3 separate regions of the Homo sapiens genome follow, and all the other regions are linked to region 3. A link is an interaction called in ENCODE POLR2A ChIA-PET data of the cell type or tissue named here. Cell type or tissue: MCF 10A. All regions are shown on one strand. Links, peaks and the distances in the headings refer to the core of each region. The heading gives the core; the rest is flanking DNA.

The links. ChIA-PET counts read pairs that join two places held together with the same protein. Peaks named below come from ENCODE experiments on the same cell type or tissue, not always from the same donor. Only the 100,000 strongest peaks of a DNase experiment are listed, where the experiment ranks them.
Region 1: POLR2A ChIA-PET joins it to region 3 with 15 read pairs; 19 of 35 experiments call an interaction of 5 or more read pairs at or near these places.
Region 2: POLR2A ChIA-PET joins it to region 3 with 16 read pairs; 19 of 35 experiments call an interaction of 5 or more read pairs at or near these places.

Annotation. Positions count from the first base shown.
Region 1 is chr9:126,778,275-126,784,863 of GRCh38, reverse strand. No RefSeq gene overlaps it. Among named protein-coding and RNA genes, the nearest start is that of ZBTB43, 23 kb to the left of the region's middle. RefSeq lists an enhancer at 5,142-5,311. In MCF 10A, for the core only: a CTCF peak has its summit at 2,903 (motif pointing right); a DNase peak (open chromatin) is centred at 2,913.
Region 2 is chr9:126,785,927-126,790,926 of GRCh38, reverse strand. No RefSeq gene overlaps it. Among named protein-coding and RNA genes, the nearest start is that of ZBTB43, 17 kb to the left of the region's middle. In MCF 10A, for the core only: no CTCF peak of the experiment used is centred there; a DNase peak (open chromatin) is centred at 2,116.
Region 3 is chr9:126,701,956-126,706,955 of GRCh38, reverse strand. No RefSeq gene overlaps it. Among named protein-coding and RNA genes, the nearest start is that of LMX1B, 91 kb to the right of the region's middle. RefSeq lists enhancers at 183-262, 1-720, 721-1,446, 1,352-1,646, 1,447-2,172 and 1 more. In MCF 10A, for the core only: CTCF peaks have their summits at 326, 1,515 (motif pointing left), 4,127 and 4,329 (motif pointing right); DNase peaks (open chromatin) are centred at 295, 1,505 and 2,205.

The sequences.
Region 1 (6,589 bases), core at 1-5,000, 78 kb before region 3:
ACACAGCTGAACCATATCAGATGCTGTAAAACAGTAGGCCCTGGAACTGGCCTATTTGGGTTCAAATCCCAACCCCACATCCTATAATTTATATACCCTTGGGAAAATGACTCAATCGCTGAGCCTCAGTTTCGTCAGCTGTAAAATGGGGTCATCATACTGGCCTCAGAAGAATGTTGTGGAGACTCAATGAGAATGCAAAGAAGCCGTTAGCACAGTGCCCAGTGTCTAAAATGCGTTCTGTAAGCATCAGGAGGGGAGGGGGAAAAGTGGGCCGGGGACGGCGGAGCTGCCACGGTTCCAATAGCTCTCCAGTTCCTGGTTCCAGACCTTCCGGGAGGCCTGCAGGGAATGGGTGTTGCTGCATATGGCGGAGGTGGAGGTCCATTTCATGTTTTCCACATGGGTACTCAATTTCGTCCCAAAATTACTTACTGAAGACTCTCTCTGTCCCCTACTGCTCTGTGGACCACCTCTGTCATGGATTATGTGCCTGTGTGTTTGAGGGTCTGCTTCTGGGTTCTACCTTCCCCTCTATTAGTCTTTGTGTCTGTCCTTGTGCTGAAACCACACTGTTTTAATGACTAGAGCGTTGTGATAAGGATGGCCTGACCCCTCCTACCTGTTGCCCTTGAGAACCTCTCAGCTATTCTTAGCCAGTGTTCTAAAAAAAATGCATGCCAAGTCTCATCACTCCCAGCCTAGTCTCCTCTGATGGCTTATTAAAAGGAACTAATGCTGGGAATTTGGCAAGGCCTTAGGAAGGGCTGGAATAAGGCCCATGTTGCTACTGGGAGCCAGGCAGTATTCTTTCTCCTTGCCTAAGCAGTTTTTTTCTCCCTAACCTGCCCTCACTCTCAAGTCTTTTTTACATAGATTAACCTCTAGCTTGTTTATGTGAGATTCACCATTCACCCAGAATCCCCACAAGAGAAGGGCGGCCAGGAGCTGAATCAGCAAGCAAGACTCCTTCTCCTTTACCAGGACAAGGGTGTGGAAGGGGAAGGTGGCTTCTCAAACATCGATCATTTTCTCTCTGGACACCTGGCTGGGCACAGTGGCTCACACCTATAATCCCAGCACTTTGGGAGGCCGAGGAGGGCAGATCACTTGAGGTCAGGAGTTCCAGACCAGCCTGGCCAACATGGTGAAACCCCATTTCTACTAAAAATTAAAAAAAAAAAAATTAGCAGGCTGTGGTGGTGCACACCTGTAGCTACTCAGGAGGCTGAGGGCAGGAGAATTGCTTGAACCTGGGAGGCGGAGGTTGCAGTGAGCCGAGATCGTGCCACTGTACTCCAGCCTGGGCAACAAGAGCAAGACTCTGTCTCAAAACAAAAAACAAACAAACAAAAAACTGTGCGTCACTGGCCCTGATTCTTTAGTCCCCCTGCATGTGCACCCTTTGCCATGTAACTTCATGGTCTTTCCCACCAAAGGTGGAGAATGCTCCCACCCTTGACTGCTCTTGGCCAGTGAGATGTGGTGGGAGAAGTATGGGCCTCATTTTAGTGAACGTCACCTCCAGGTGTCCAGTTTTGCAGAAATGTGAGCCATGGATACTTCTTGGGCTCTATTTCCAGCTTCAATCTCCACATCCATCCACTATCTCCACTCCTGTCTCCTCTGCCCTAGTTCAGGCTCCCTCCCCCAACCCCATCCTCTCTCACCTGACTACAGCGGCTTCCAAATTGGGCTCCCTGACTCCAGCCTTCCCCCACCCTGCTCCCTACACTGCGATGCTTCACTGTGCAGCCCGAGGGTTATTTTAAAAACACAAATCCCAGCACTTTGGGAGGCCAAGGCGGACGGATCACGAGGTCAGGAGATGGAGACCATCCTGGTTAACACGGTGAAACCCCGTCTCTACTAAAAATACACAAAATTAGCTGGGCGTGGTGGCGGGCGCCTGTAGTCCCAGCTACTCGGGAGGCTGAGGCAGGAGAATGGCGTGAACCCGGAAGGCGGAGCTTGCAGTGAGCCAAGATTGCACCACTGCACTCCAGCCTATGCGACACAGTGAGACTCTGTCTCAAAAAACAAAACGAAACAAACCCCCAAAAAACCACAAATCTGCTCGTGTTCCTCCCTACCTCTCTTCTCTCCATGGTGCCCCATGCTCTAAAGCTATAGGTTCAAATCCAGTAGCCCCGGACCTTCTGCTGCAGTCTTATCTCAGGCCCTCCCCATTCTCACTCCTTTTCCCTCACACTGGCTTGCTTGCTTTCTCCTCTCTCCCTTGTTCTTTCTTTCTTTTTGTTTTGTTTTTTTTGAGATGGAGTCTTGCTCTGTCGCCCAGGCTGGAGTGCAGTGGTGTGATCTTGGCTCACTGCAACCTCCGCCTCCCAGGTTCAAGCAATTCTCCCGCCTCAGCCTCCCGAGTAGGTGGGATTACAGGTGCCTGCCACCACGGCCGGCTAATTTTTGTATTTTTAGTAGAAACAGGATTTCATCATGTTGGCCATGGTGGGGAGTGATCAAGGGAATCCTCTGGCTTTGGGGTTCTCTCACAGCCTGAGTGTTTTCATCTGTCAAATGAGCACGGCAGCAAGATCACAGCACCTGCAGTGATACAACAAATGTCAGTGATGTAGGCCAGTGCTTGGCACACAGTGAATGCAGGTGAGGGGGCCTCCGTGATTCCCAGGCCCCCATGAACCCCAGGCACACCCAGGTTATCATGCTGGGGTAGGTCCCCAGAGATCCGAGTCTGAGTCCTATTTCTCCCTAGACCCCGGGAGAATGACTGAGTGAACAATTAAAAATCTAAACTGTGTTTTTGGAATGTTTCTGGAAGCTCCAGGCCTGATTGTCCTGGAACCCCTCCTCTCTCTCCCTGCTCAGAACTCGAAATTGGTCTCTAGCTGGCCTCCGGGGGAGCGGCAGTTTAGCATACGGCCAGCAGATGGCGCTGAAAGCTAAGGGAAGACGCCCCCTCCCCTGGGGCTCCTCCCGTCCCCTCCCGTCCCCTCCCGTTTGCCAACTCCAGCTCCCAGGCTGCCCTTCCAGCAGGGGCGAGGCGCCCTCGGCCGTCTCCTGGGAACCCAGGCCCATTTTGGAGAAGCAGAAAGAAAGCCCAAAACCCTGCTGGGATTCCTGGTTGGGGCCTTACACCCCGGAGACCTCCCCGACCTCCGCTCCCTGGCCTCCCTCCCAGGAAATCACTTAATAAATAGGGCGCGAGGATCCCAAGTGAGAGGAGGTTTTCCTCGGAAGAGCCACTTCATCTGTGAACAAGGAACTATGAAACATCTAAGAGCAGTCTGTGACCTCCCCGTCCATCCTGTGTAAAATATGAAATAAGAGTTTTAATTACCAAGCTTGGAAGGCAGCCGACGTGTTTAATATTTAATGTCTCCGATGCTTGTGCCCCAGGCGTGCCAGCACTGACAGAATCGGGGTTTCCCTTGGGTTGGCTCTAAATGTGCTTGGAGAAGGGCCAGGCAGCCCCCTTCCCCATCACCTGGGAGCCTCTTGTAGCCCTGCCTGGACCCAGGCTCGCCCTGGTCCTCCCACTCCCTGAGGGACCCCTGCTAAGGGGGCCGGTCTCCCACCCTAAGACCAGGACCTGGAGCTCTATGAAGGCATCTAGTTCTCGACTCAGTCCAGCTCCTGGCAGGAGTGGAAGTCAATGAAGTCAGGCAGCGAGAACAAATAGAGGGGCCAGACCCATAGACCTGTTTTTCTGTTTGTTTGTTTGCTTTTTTTGTTTTTTTTTTTTTTTGAGACGGAGTCTCACCCTGTCACCTAGGCTGGAGTGCAATGGTGCAATTTCGGCTCACTGCAACCTCTGCCTCCCAGGTTCAAATGATTCTCCTGCCTCAGCCTCCTGAGTAGGTGGGATTACAGGCATCCGCCACCACACCTGGCTAATTTTTGTATTTTTAGTAGAGACTAAAAATGGTCAGGCTGGTCTTGAACTCCTGACCTCGTGATTCGCCCGCCTCGGCCTCCCAAAGTGCTGGGATTACAGGTGTGAGCCACCGCGCCCGGGCTTTTGTTTTTTGTTTTTGTTTTGTTTTGTTTTGTTTTGAGATGGAGTCTTGCTCTGTCACCCAGGCTGGAGTGCAGTGGTGCCCTCTTGGCTCACTGCAGCCCTGCCTCCCGGGTTCAAGCACTTCTCCTGCCTCAGCCTCCCGAATAGCTGGGATTACAGGTGAGCACCACCACGCCTGGCTAATCTTTGTATTTTTAGTAGAGATGGGGTTTCACCATGTTGGCCAGGCTGGTCTTGAACTCCTGACCTCAAGTGATCCGCCCACCTCGGCCTCCCGAAGTGCTAGGATTACAGGCATGAGCCACCGTGCCTGGCCCAAACCTGGGTTTGAATTCTGTTTTCCTGCAAGCTATCAGCCTCTCTGGGAATGACTTTTATTATCCATAAGGTGGAGAATGTATCTCCTATGTTATGGGTTGTTAATGGTAATAGATTGCCACTTTCGAGGCTTAGTATGTGCCTGGAGCCCTGCTAAGCTCTTCGCATTTACTGAGTGCTTGTCATTTACAACAGCTCTGCCAGGTGGCTAAGATGAGATTTGAACCCAAGATATTCTGACTCCAGAGCTTATGACTCTGAAAGCCTATATGCAAAAGCACCAGGGATTTGGAGCTTGAAGGGGACAGGGCCACCCAGTCTTAGGCCCTAGTTTGTCATATACTGTGGCCCCTCCTCCTGTCTCATAGACAACCAAGAAGATTGCAAACGGGGGCTCAGGACAGGAGCCCAAACCAAATCAACCACATTCCTGTTTTTTGTTGCACGTTTCGACTTCCTGAAGAGAGGTGGTGAGCAAGCAAACTGCATTTGATTTTTGTTTTTTTTGTGTGTGTGTTTGTTGTTGTTGTTGTTTGGAGACAGGGTCTCACTTTGTCACCCAGGCTGGAGTGCAGTGGCATGCTCTTGGCTCACTGCAGCCTCGACCTCACAGGGCTCAAGCAATCCTCCTGTGTCAGCCCTTCAAGCCAATCAGCTGGGATACAGGTGCGTGCCACTAGGCTCAGCTAAATGTTGTATTTTTTGTAGAGACAGGTTTTGCGATGTTGTCCAGGCTGATGCATTTGCTTTTTGATGAGTTGATTGGCACCTTCAGTGTGAGTGGAGTTTGAGGGGCCATCTTGGGACTAGCCATGCACCTTGGTTTGTCTTAGACCTATGCACCATCCCTTGTCCAGCTGGCTATAGCCAAGTTAGTGCCCGTGTCACCTCCCTAGCAGAGCACAGCACATGGATGTTATGATGGGCCATGAGGAGGTGCATCAGCAGTTGGAGCCACTTGTGTTAAAAGATAACCAAGGCTGGGGCGGTGGCTCACGCCTGTAATCCCAAGCACTTTGGGAGGCTGAGGCAGGTGGATCACGAGGTCAGGAGACCGAGACCATCCTGGCTAACACGGTGAAACTCCATCTCTACTAAAAATACAAAAAATTAGCCGAGCGTGGTGGCACGCGCCTGTAGTCCCAGCTACTTGGGAGGCTGAGACGGAGAATCTCTTGAACCTGGGAGGTGGAGGTTGCAGTGAGCTGAGATTGCGCCAGTGCACTTCAGCCTGGGCAACAGAGTGAGACTCCATCTCAAAAAAAAAAAAAAAAAAAAAAGACAACCGAGGCTGGGCACAGTGAACCACACCTGTAATCCCAGCACTTTGGGAGGCCGAGGCGGGCAGATCACAAGGTCAGGAGATCCAGACCAGCCTGGCCAACAGGGTGAAACCTCCCCCATCTCTACTAAAAAAGTATAAAAATTAGCCAGGCATGGTGGTACATGCCTGTAATCCCCGCTACTCGGGAGGTTGAGGCAGGAGAATTGCTTGAACCCAGGAGGTAGAGGTTGCAGTGAGCTGAGATCGAGCCACTGCACTCCAGTCTGGGCGACAGAGCAAGACTCTGTCTCAAAAATAAATAAATAAATAAAAAGAGAGAGAGGTGTTGAGAAGCTCATTTGATCCTCATCAGATAGGCTCATGCTGGTGAAGACAGGGGGATGCAGAAACTCTGGTCCTGGCAGGACAGTGAACTGGTGTGGCCACTGTTGAGAGTACGCAACCCATGCCCAGGCAATTCCACTTCCAGGCACAAGCCCCAGAGCAACTTGCACACAAGTAGACAAAGACACTTGCCTGAGGATATCCCTCCTGAAAGCATTTATTTGTACTGGCCAAGGGATGGAAACAACCGAAGTGTCCACTTGTAAAGGAATGGGTAGGTTACCGGTAACATAGCCGAGTAATGAAACCCCATGCCGCAGCTCCATGGAATAAGTGAGAATGATGTGCTTTAGCTCTGGAAGATGGTAAAAATGTAATGCCAAACGAAAAGTCCTGCAAATACTACTTATGAATGCTGCAATCTATGATTTCATGGACACACACACACTGATGACAGAAGAATGTTTGCCTGTGGGAGAGGGGAGAGAGACAGGAGTGGGTGGGAGAAAGTGGGTGAAAGAATCAAAAACAAAAGAAACACACCAGAGGACCCACGTGTGGTCTCTAGTGATTGTGAGCTGAGCTGACGGTCGTGATTGACCTAGTTCCGAGCATCTGAGGTCCAAAGCGACAAAGAAAAGAAGAGGGGGAGGGGCGAGGACTTT
Region 2 (5,000 bases), core at 1-5,000, 84 kb before region 3:
AAAAAAAAAAAAAAAAAAGCTTGGCTCAAATTTTTTGAAATCTTGGTGTGAGCCAGGCAAACAATCAGGTGGCTGAACTTGGCCCTGGATCACCTTTTCAGTCTCTGTCCTCAGTGTACAGTGTCCTGCCAAGCCCCAAACCCTCCATGGTGCAGAGAGCCTATGGGAAGGACCATAGTGACAGGCCATTAGTAAGACCCTCAGGACCTAGTGGTGGGAGTGGAGAGGCCTGGCCATGCCACCTCCTCCACAGATGCTCCACGGTGGAGCCGCAAGCTCCAATTCCTGCAATGCTGTTCCGCAGCCTGCAGCCTTGCTGTGCTTGCCTGGTCCATCATGTCTAATACGGGTGTCAGCAGAAAGTAAATTAAATCCACTAGGCTGTAATTTGCAAACAAAACATTTTGTGGCAGTAACTCAACAGAGCATTATGTTTTAATCGGGTTTTAAAAATGTTTTAAAAATCATTTTATTGTGCAGAAGCTGGTATCCTAAGAGCTATAACTCCTTAACTAACAGTATGCTAATGCAATACCCTCTAGTCTAGAGGTTCTTGCCAGCTGGGGCATTTATCTTGATGCTCTTAAACCTATGTACTTTCAGAGTCAAAGCACTACACTGCCTTCCCACCACTTGAATAGGGAACCCCAGTACCACCTTCTGCTGCATTTTCTCCTGGCTTTGAAAGAGAAACAAATTTATTCATCTTTTTATTGTATTTATTCATTTGTGTGTTTGTGTATGTATGTATGTATGCATGCATATATGTATTTCTTTGTTTAATGAACACTTGTGTACTGCTATCTATGTCTTTTGCAAATATTAGCCCAGTGAATTCTCTTACAATCCATCAAGGGAGGTGCTATTCTTAGCTCTATTTTTACAGATCAACAAATTAAGGCACAGAGAGGTGAAGTAACTCACTGAAGGTCACACAGCTGGTAAGTGATGGGGATGAGGGTCTGGCTCTTGAATCCACACTCCGAGCTACCTCACTGTACTGTCTCATCTTTCTGCCTCTAGCCCGGTTCCTGAAGCCCCCAGCCCACCCATCTTCCTGCCCTCTCTCCTGCCACTCCTCTCTCATCCTCCAGACATTCACTCATTCCTTTGTTTTATAGATGTCAAGTGTCTGCTGTGTACCAGCCCCTAGGCTAAATGCTGGGAACCCCATATTGAGCTGTTCTGACATGGTTCTTGACAGATGGAGCCCACAGTCTAGGAAGGGAAACAGCCTGGTGCCCAGGTACCTCCATCCCCTGAAACAAAAGGACTACGGTCAGCCCCAGGACCTCCTATGAGCACCTGTGTTAGAAAAATATGCCGCAAGTGGGCCGGGCGCGGTGGCTCACGCCTGTAATCCCAGCACTTTGGGAGGCTGAGGTGGGCGGATCACAAGGTCAGGAGATCGAGACCATCCTGGCTAACACGGTGAAACCCCGTCTCTACTAAAAATACAAAAAATTAGCCGGGCGTGGTGGCGGGCGGCTGTACTCCCAGCTACTCAGGAGACTGAGTCAGGAGAATGGCGTGAACCTGGAAGGCGGAGCTTGCAGTGAGCCGAGATTGTGCCACTGCACTCCAGCCTGGGTGACAGAGCGAGACTCTGTCAAGAAAGAAAGAAAGAAAGAAAGAAAGAAGGAAAGAAAGGAAGAAGGGAGGGAGGGAGGGAGGGAGGGAGGAAGGAAGGAAAGAAAGAAAGAAAGAATTGCCCTAAGCGTTAGTCACTTTACTACCATTGGTGGAGAAATTCACGTTAAGGATGTGTGTGATGACTCTGATGACTAGGAGTGTGAACTGTGCTCTTGGAGTCGTGTACAACCTCCTCAACTGCATATCCTGGACCTCATAAAGTGGGCCAGGGAAGATCGGAGGAGGGGCCGGTCCAGGAATAGAGCAAGGGCCAGAGAGCTTTCCTGAGGGTAGCTGAGATTTGAAGAAGGAGTAGGAATGTGTGGGTGAAAACAGAAGTGGGGACCGGGCTCTGGGCAGGGAAATAGCATGTGAGAAGAACCCGGGTGGCTTGGTACTATGTCTGTTTAGCTAAGCTGGAACTTCATGTCCCAAGATGCCTTTCCCTGTGTGGTTGTGGGTCAGGTTTTGTTTCAAGAGAAATGTGTATGAGTCAGGAAGGTGGAGATCAAGCAGCAGCCTTGGTTTTGCTTAGTCAGGTGCTATTGCAGCTGACACATTTAGATGCAGGGCAACAGACAGAAAAACTGCTTACCCATCGACCACAATCTCAAGAAAAATCCTAATGATCTGCTCCTCTGAGCAAAGTGATCAATAGAAGGACTAGCACGGGATGAGGCTGGAGGGGTAGGCAGGGGCTAGACCATGAAAGGTCCTCGGGGTCAGTGGAGCCACTGAAGGTTTTATTTTTTTAAGATTGATACATTATTTCATATACCACAAGCTTCACCCTTTTAAAGTATACAATTCAGTGATTTTTAGCATGTTCATAAAGTTGTACAATCATCACCACTCTCTAATCCAGAACATTGTCATCATTCCAAAAGAAATCCTGCACCCAATCACTTCCCATTCTTCCCTCCCTCGAGCTGCTGGAAACCATGAATTTATTTTCTCTTCAGATTTGCCTGTTCTGGATATTTCATATAAATAGAAGCATTCAGTATGTGGCCTTTTGTGTCTGGCTTCTTTCACTTAGCATATTTCTAAGATTTATCCCTGTTGTCACATGTATCAGTACTTCCTTTTCAGAACTGAAGAATATCCCAGGCATTTGGATCATTTCCACATTTTGGCTACTATAAATAATGCTGCTATGAAAATTCATGTACGAATTTTTGTGTGGACATCATATGTTTTCAGAGCTCTTGGGCATATACCTAGATGTGAAATTCCTGGGTCATATGATAATAGTATGTTTAACTTTTTGAGGCACTGCCGAACTGCTTTCCATAGTGGCTATTCCAGTTTTCATTCTCACCAGCAATATATTAATACAAGATTTCTAATTTCTCCACATCCTCTCCAACACTTGTTACTGCCTGTCTTTTTTGTTATAGCCACCCTAGTGGGTGTAACGTATCTCATTGTGGTTTTGTTTTATTTTGTTTAATTAAACAATTGGTTTTTTTTTAGAATTGGGGTCTTGCTATGTTTCCCAGGCTGGTCTCAAACTCCTTGCCTTAAGCAATCCTCCCATCTCAGCCTCCCAAAGTGCTGGGTTTATAGGCATGAGCCATCCATCATGCCCCACCAATTGGTGGTTTTGATTTGCAGTTCTCTAGTAACTAATTACATTTTGCATCGTTTTATGAGTTTTTTGGCCATGTGTATATTTTCTTTGTAGAAATATCTATTCAGATCTTTTGAGCATTTAAAATTTAGTTGCATTTGTGTTTTTATTGTTGAATCATAAAATTTCTTTATATATTCTGGATACTAGACCCTTATCATATACATGATGTGCAGACATTTTCACTTTCTCAATACTGTCCTTTGAAGCACAAATTTAGAAGTTTTGATGAAGTCCAATTTATCCATTTTTCCTTTGGCTGGTTGTGCTTTGATGTTATGTATGAGAAACTGTTACCTAATCCAGAGTCACAAAGATTTACATCTACCTTTTTTCCTAAAAGTTGTATAGTTTTAGTCCTTACATTTAGATCTTCGATCAATTTTGAGTTAATTTTTGTTTACAGTGTGAGGTAGGGGTCCAACTTCATTCTTTTGCATGTGGATATACAGTTGTCCTGGCACCATTTGTTGAAAAGTCTAAACTTCCTTCCACTGAATCGTTGTGGTACCCCTGTTGAAAATCCATTTACCGTAAATGTGTGGGTTTATTTCTGGGCTCTCAATTCTATCCCATTGAACCATTATCTATCTTTATCCTAGTAACGGAAGGGTTTTAAACAGAGGAGTGGCACACCTACTTTGTATTTTAAGACTGAAGTGGGAGAGATCTGTAAGAAAGCTACAGCAGTTGTCCATGTGAAAGATGTTTAAGGCAGTGGCTGTGGAGACTTAGAGGAAAGGGCAGATTTGAAGGCCATTTAAGAGAAAGAACTAACCGGTCTTGCTGAATAGTGAATGTGGGAGTGAGGGGGCAGTTGTCCAGGGCAACTTTCTGATTTTTGGCATTGGTAACTGGGTCAACTATCATAGTGGCGCTATCACACACTCACTGCAGAGGAACATAGGATAAGAAGACCAGGTTCAGGGGAGGGGGCTGAGTTGAGTTTGGGACATGCTGAGTTTGAGGAGCTAGTGGAATATCCTAATGGCCATGCTCAGGAGGTGTTTTGGTGTGAGATTCCAGAGCAGACCAGGCTAGAACCAGAGATGTGGGGCTCATCTGCACATAGGTGGCTGGAGAGGCAGAGGACTGCAGGAATGTCAGAGAGGAGGGACCACAGGAACCCTGATTAAGAAAGAAAAAAGGGCCAGGTGCGGTGGCTCACTCCTATAATCCCAGAACTTTGGGAGGCCAAGGTGGGCAGATCACATGAGGTCAGGAGTTCGAGACCAGCCTGACCCACATGACGAAACCCCATCTCTACTAAAAATACAAAAATTAGCTGGGCATGGTGGCGGGCACCTGTAATCCCAGCTACTTGCGAGGCTGAGGCAGGAGAATCACTTGAACCCGGGAGGCGGAGGTTGCCATGAGCTGAGATTGCACCACTGCACTCCAGCCTGGGCAACAGAGCGAGACCCTGTCTCAAAAATAAAATAAAATAAAAAGAAAGAAAGAAGGGGGGCTTAGGATGAAGAAGAGGAGTCTCTTATTTCCCATTGGATCTCTAATTCATGATTTCAGGTGCTTCTAGGCCCTGGTGGCATTTCAAATTTTCAGTGGTCGAAACATCAAATTCTCACTTTAGGGCATTAGCCAATCCAAGTAGGTTTTGTTTCGTTTCGTTTCCCTTCCTTCCTTCCTTCCTTCCTTCCTTCCTTCCTTCCTTCCTTCCTTCCTTCCTTTCTTTCGACGGAATCTCGCTCTGTTGCCCAGGCTGGAGTGCAGAGGC
Region 3 (5,000 bases), core at 1-5,000:
AAATGTGAAGGAGAAAGTGCAAAGACAGTCATTGTGCTCTGTTGAGAATCATTTTAGCTACTATTTTTTTTGAGCACTGATAAAAATATCTCATTTATTCACCCCAAAACTCTGTGAGATGGTGTGGGGTTTAATCCGGACTCTTTGGTAAGAAGTGACAGAGACTCAAACTAGCTTAAGCAATAAGTGCTTTATTGGCCATGTATTTGTTAGCCCTTCAATGCCTACATAAAGTGAAGCCTTGGGGCCGCCCCTCTCTCTGACTCTTCCTTCTGCCTGTGAATTGACCGTGAGCTCTAGGGCTCCCCCGCGTGGTGAGGAACATGGCTGAGAGCATCCCTGCACTGTGATTCGAGAAGGGGCCCCGACTTCAGCTTTGGACGGGTCACAGGGAATGGGGTGCTCTGGCCACCAGGCTCAGAGCTGGCGGACTGGCAGGCACAAGCTCCCACTGCCCAGGCCTCGATGCCGCCTCTGGCGCAGCCCATGTGGTTCCGGGAGGCCTAAGTGTCTGTTCCCCTGACAGCTGCCCATCAGCCTCAGAGATGGGGCAGGGAAGGCTGGTGTCACAGGAAACACAGCTGGCAGAAGCTTCCCTGGCCTAAAGGAGGTATCCACCTGCTCTGGAGGTATCCACAGGGGACGGCTCATCCCCTGGAGGGATGAGCCTCACTCTGGTCGGGGAGACCCCCTCGTGTGCCTGGAGGCGGTCCTGGGGAAGGGGAAGCTGGCCTGGGGCCTGGGGAGGACCTAAGCCTGCTGACCTTGCTCGAGGGAAAAGGGGCCGGCTGGGCTGGGGCTGCGGGTGAGGGTGGGAGGTGGCAGCTCAGGGGATGGGGGTGGGAGGTGGGGGGTGGCTGCTCAGCTGTCCCCTACTTCCACCTCATGGCCCTCCCTCCGGGCTCGAGGAGCTGCGGGTAAGCGCCGTAGGCAGGGGCCAGGGTGCTGCGGGTAAGCGGGGCCACGGTGCTGCGGGTAAGCGGGGCCACGGAGCTGCGGGTAAGCAGCGCCCCCCAGGCTTTTAGCCTTCCTGATCCTCACCATCTCCAGCAATAAAACGGGGTGGCAACAGTCCCCGCCGCACGGGTCGGCGTGAGGAGTCCGTGGGTCAGGCATAACAAGGCTCCAAAGCGGTTGCTATCGTTTTTGGTTTTTCCCTGCCCATCTCCCTCTATTTTCCTCCTCGTGTGTCTCTGCACTGCCCCAGCCCTGGTTCAGACCCCAGCCTGCCGCTTCCCAGCTGTGTGGCCTCAGGCAGGCTCCTTAACATCTCTGAGCCCGCTCTCCTGTCCTGTGAAATGGGAATGCGCGCTTCCATCCACTCAGGGTTGCGTGGGGGAATCCGCGGTGTCCTCGGTGAGCAGCGCCCACGCAGTGCGGGGCTCACAGAAGCCTCTGCGGAGGCGGCGTCCTCGCTCCTGCCTTCTTTGGCCACGATCAGGAGCCTCCTCAGTCCCCGCCGCCCCTCAGCGCTCCGCCGGCCACGTGGGCTACACCTGACTGACTCCGGATCGCCACCTCGTGGCCTGACGGGTGATTGCAGGTTTGTAGCGAAATTCAGGTCTGTTCTGGGGATTTAACAGCAAAGCGCCCCAAGATTTGATACGGGGAGGGGGATTGGGGGCCACGAGTGAAAGTGGAGTGCTCCTCACAGCAAGCCACCTGCATGTTCGATGCAGAGGGAAGATGCACCAAGGGCCGCTTTCCCTTGGGCCCGTTCCCACGAGATTCTGGGCTTTCTGTGCTGTGGCTGAGCTATTGGGATCAGTTTTCCCAGTGAAGAAATGAAGGCTCTTGAAACTATGGTAGGGGAACACCCAGGACTCTAAGGAATTAAAAATGTACATTTTCTTTGTCTAGTAAGTGGGTAAAGAGGTTTTTGTCATTCCTCTTTGGGCCATGAATAGGTATGTTTGAGAATACATACACTCCTTTGCATTTCCAGTATCTCGTAGTGTGCTCATTTTATTCCCTGCTAAATCAAAGAACAGGATGTGACATGTTAAGTGTCTCTTGCTGCCAAGGACATGAATGACCCTGGCATGCCCAGCGTGGTAGTGCTGGGGCTCTCACCTTCTGCCACCTCCAGCCTTCAGACTGTGAATCCAAGCTGGCTGTGCCCTGCTGCCCCAGACTTCTGCAGCTCCCACCTCTGAGCCTGTGCTCCACCTACCCGCCTCCTCTCACCCCACGCACGCTGACTCATCTTTGCAGGCTCAGCCCGAACGTCCCTCCTTTAGGAGGCTTTCTCTGCTTTCCCAGGCACAGCCATCATCAGCCTGCCACTCGTTGAGTCCTGTAAGTCTTTCTCCTAACTCCTTCTTAGGCTCTGCCCAGGTGGGCTGGGTCTGGGAAGGTTCTGCCAAGCTAGGGCTGAAGGGCAAAGCAAGAAGCAGCCCAGGGCAGGTCTCCCTTCTGTCAGGCTGCAGGGGTTGCTCTGAAGTCAAAGCCATGAACAGAGTCCCCGTGTCCATCAATGCCTGGGGTCAAGGTCTGCCTGGCATAGAGTCAGGGGAAACTCATGCCAAAGGGGGCTTCTGGGGCAGACCAGTGACAGCTGGAGGACAGGTGGTCCTGGGAGGAATGGGGGTTGGAGGGCCATGTCCTCATCTTCCAAATGGACATCATTTGCCCCCGGGGCTGCGAGGTGTCAGTGAGGCAGGACACAGGAGGCTCAGCCAGTGTCAGGTGCGTGGGAGTGCTCCCCGAGTGCTCCCTTCCCTGCTGATGAGGAGCTGAGGGGAACCCAGCAGCCTTCTCCCAACGTTCTGCGTCTCCGCCAGCTGACCACCCTGCAGGCCAGGCATTGACCTGCCACTGCACTGCCTGCATCCAGGGTGCCACTCACATGATGCTAGGGATTGCATGGCTCTATGTGGTGGCCCTCCTCCTGACCGTCCCCCATATGCCCATCTGTCCAGGCTGATTGTCAATCTGTACAGCTGCTGCACATACCTCACCTTCTCCAATCTGGGGTGCGCGACAGGGGCTGGCAGCAGTGAGGGGTTCCAGAGGCAGGACTGGGGGCTCTCAGAGTCATTGAAGATAAGTTTTGTAGGGTGACCTCAGAGTTATACTCCTTGCCTGTGATCTCTCCTTTCTCAACTCCACAGGATCCATGGCCTAAACCTCAAATTCCTGGGAGGAATCATTCCGGAACCAAGTTACTCTCCAAGCCTCAGTTTTCTTATCTGTGCAATGGGCTAGGAGCTGTTCTGAGTTGTCGTGAGGGCCAATGGCCCAAAGTCTGAGACTGGCAGGGGCAGGCATTCCACTAGTGCCCGTCCTGTTTAACACTGGCCCCTGGGCTGGGCACAGCAGCTCGCACCTATCATCCCAGTGCTTTGGGAAGCCAAGGTGGGAAGGTTGCTTGAGACCAGGAGTTCAGGACCAGCGTAGGCAACAGAGACTCCGTGTCTACAGAAAAACTTAAAAAATTAGCTGGGTATGGTGACGTGTGCCTGTAGCTCCAGCTACTCAGGAGGCTTGGGTTGGAGGCTTGCTTGAGCCCAGGAGTCTGAGGTTTAGAGTGAGCTATGATTGCACCGCCGCACTCCAGCCTGGGTGACAGTCAAAATTAAAAATCTGCTCCCAGAAAGGGGGTTCAGAGGGTGACCGCTTATTCCCCGGGACTCAGCCTACATTTTCTCTGCCAACCCATGCCTTTACCTTCTGGGCTAGGGAAAGAAGACAGGCAGGTGACAAGGGAGAGACGGATTAGCACAGCTCCTCCCCTTCACCCCTCACCCCACATTTTTTAGTGACAGGATTTTAAACGGTTGCTGTAGGCAAGAGAGCTGTCAGCCCATTATGGGCGAGGGTGGAGCTTAGAGAGCTCCTCACATGAGCCCAGCCTGTGGCTTGGACAGAAAGCCCCATTAATCCTCCCTCTGTGCTGTGCAGTCTGGGTTGAGCAACTTGATTTCTCTGAGCCTCAGTGAGGCACTCTGAAGGTAGGAGTTTCCTTGTTCCCGGGACCCTGGGCCTGACCTGGAGGACCGGATCGCAGGGCCAGAGAGTCTGGTCTTGGGGAGGCAGCTGGCGTGGTGGCCAGGCCATGGGTTTGCAACTGCACCTGGGTTCGAGCCCTGGTTCGGCTGTCCCTTGCTAGCTTTGCTGCATTGGGCTGGTCGCTTTCGCCTTCCAAGCCTGGGTTTTCCCTTCAGAAACATGGGGACCTGCCTCTTGGGGTTGTTGGAGTGTAGAGGAGGACATGAACCGGAGGTCCTCCAAGTCGTTAGACTCTGAAGGCAGCTGGAACTGCCCGGGGAGGGCTGTGAATGGAGAGCCCAGAAGAGGGTGCAGGGCGGGGCCTGCCCCTAGGGGGCGCTGGTGCCCGCGGGCATCCAGGGATGAGAGGTGGCCTTCGGGTGGTCCCTGCCACAGGTGTGGGGAGAGGAGGTCGGGGAGCAACCAGAGGGCTGGCAGAAGGGAGAGAACACTGGGACGTCAGGTCTGCGGACAGGAGGCCCAGAGGCCTCCCAGATGCAGACATGCAAAGATAGGCAATGACGCCGTGTGGGGTATGCAAACATCTCCACCAGCACGTCGCCACATCAGGGACACGTGTCTCCAGGTGCAGAGACATGCGGCCTCGCCAGGAGACACAGCCATGCACGATGGTCTGACACCTGCAGACCCCCAGCTTCATGCAGGACATATCCAGGCAAACCGGCCCACAGAGCTATTCCATAGACACACACACGTCCACACATGCACACACACCCTGAGAGTTTCAAGGAATGCACCTTGGAAACCAAATTCCCTCGAGTCTCTGCCATCACCACCATACTCCCCATCCCTGCCACCATCTCTAGAGACCCCACAGCCACATCCCATCCCAAGTCCTCACGATTCCTCAGGGTTTGGCTTCAGCTTCTTCCTCCTCCCATGCCGTCCTCCTCTGGGGAACTCATCCATCCCGTGCCTCAGTGGCCAGCCACCTGGTTGAAGACCCGGGTGCTCAGCATCCCGTCTGGTCACTCTGAGGCCCAGCCCTG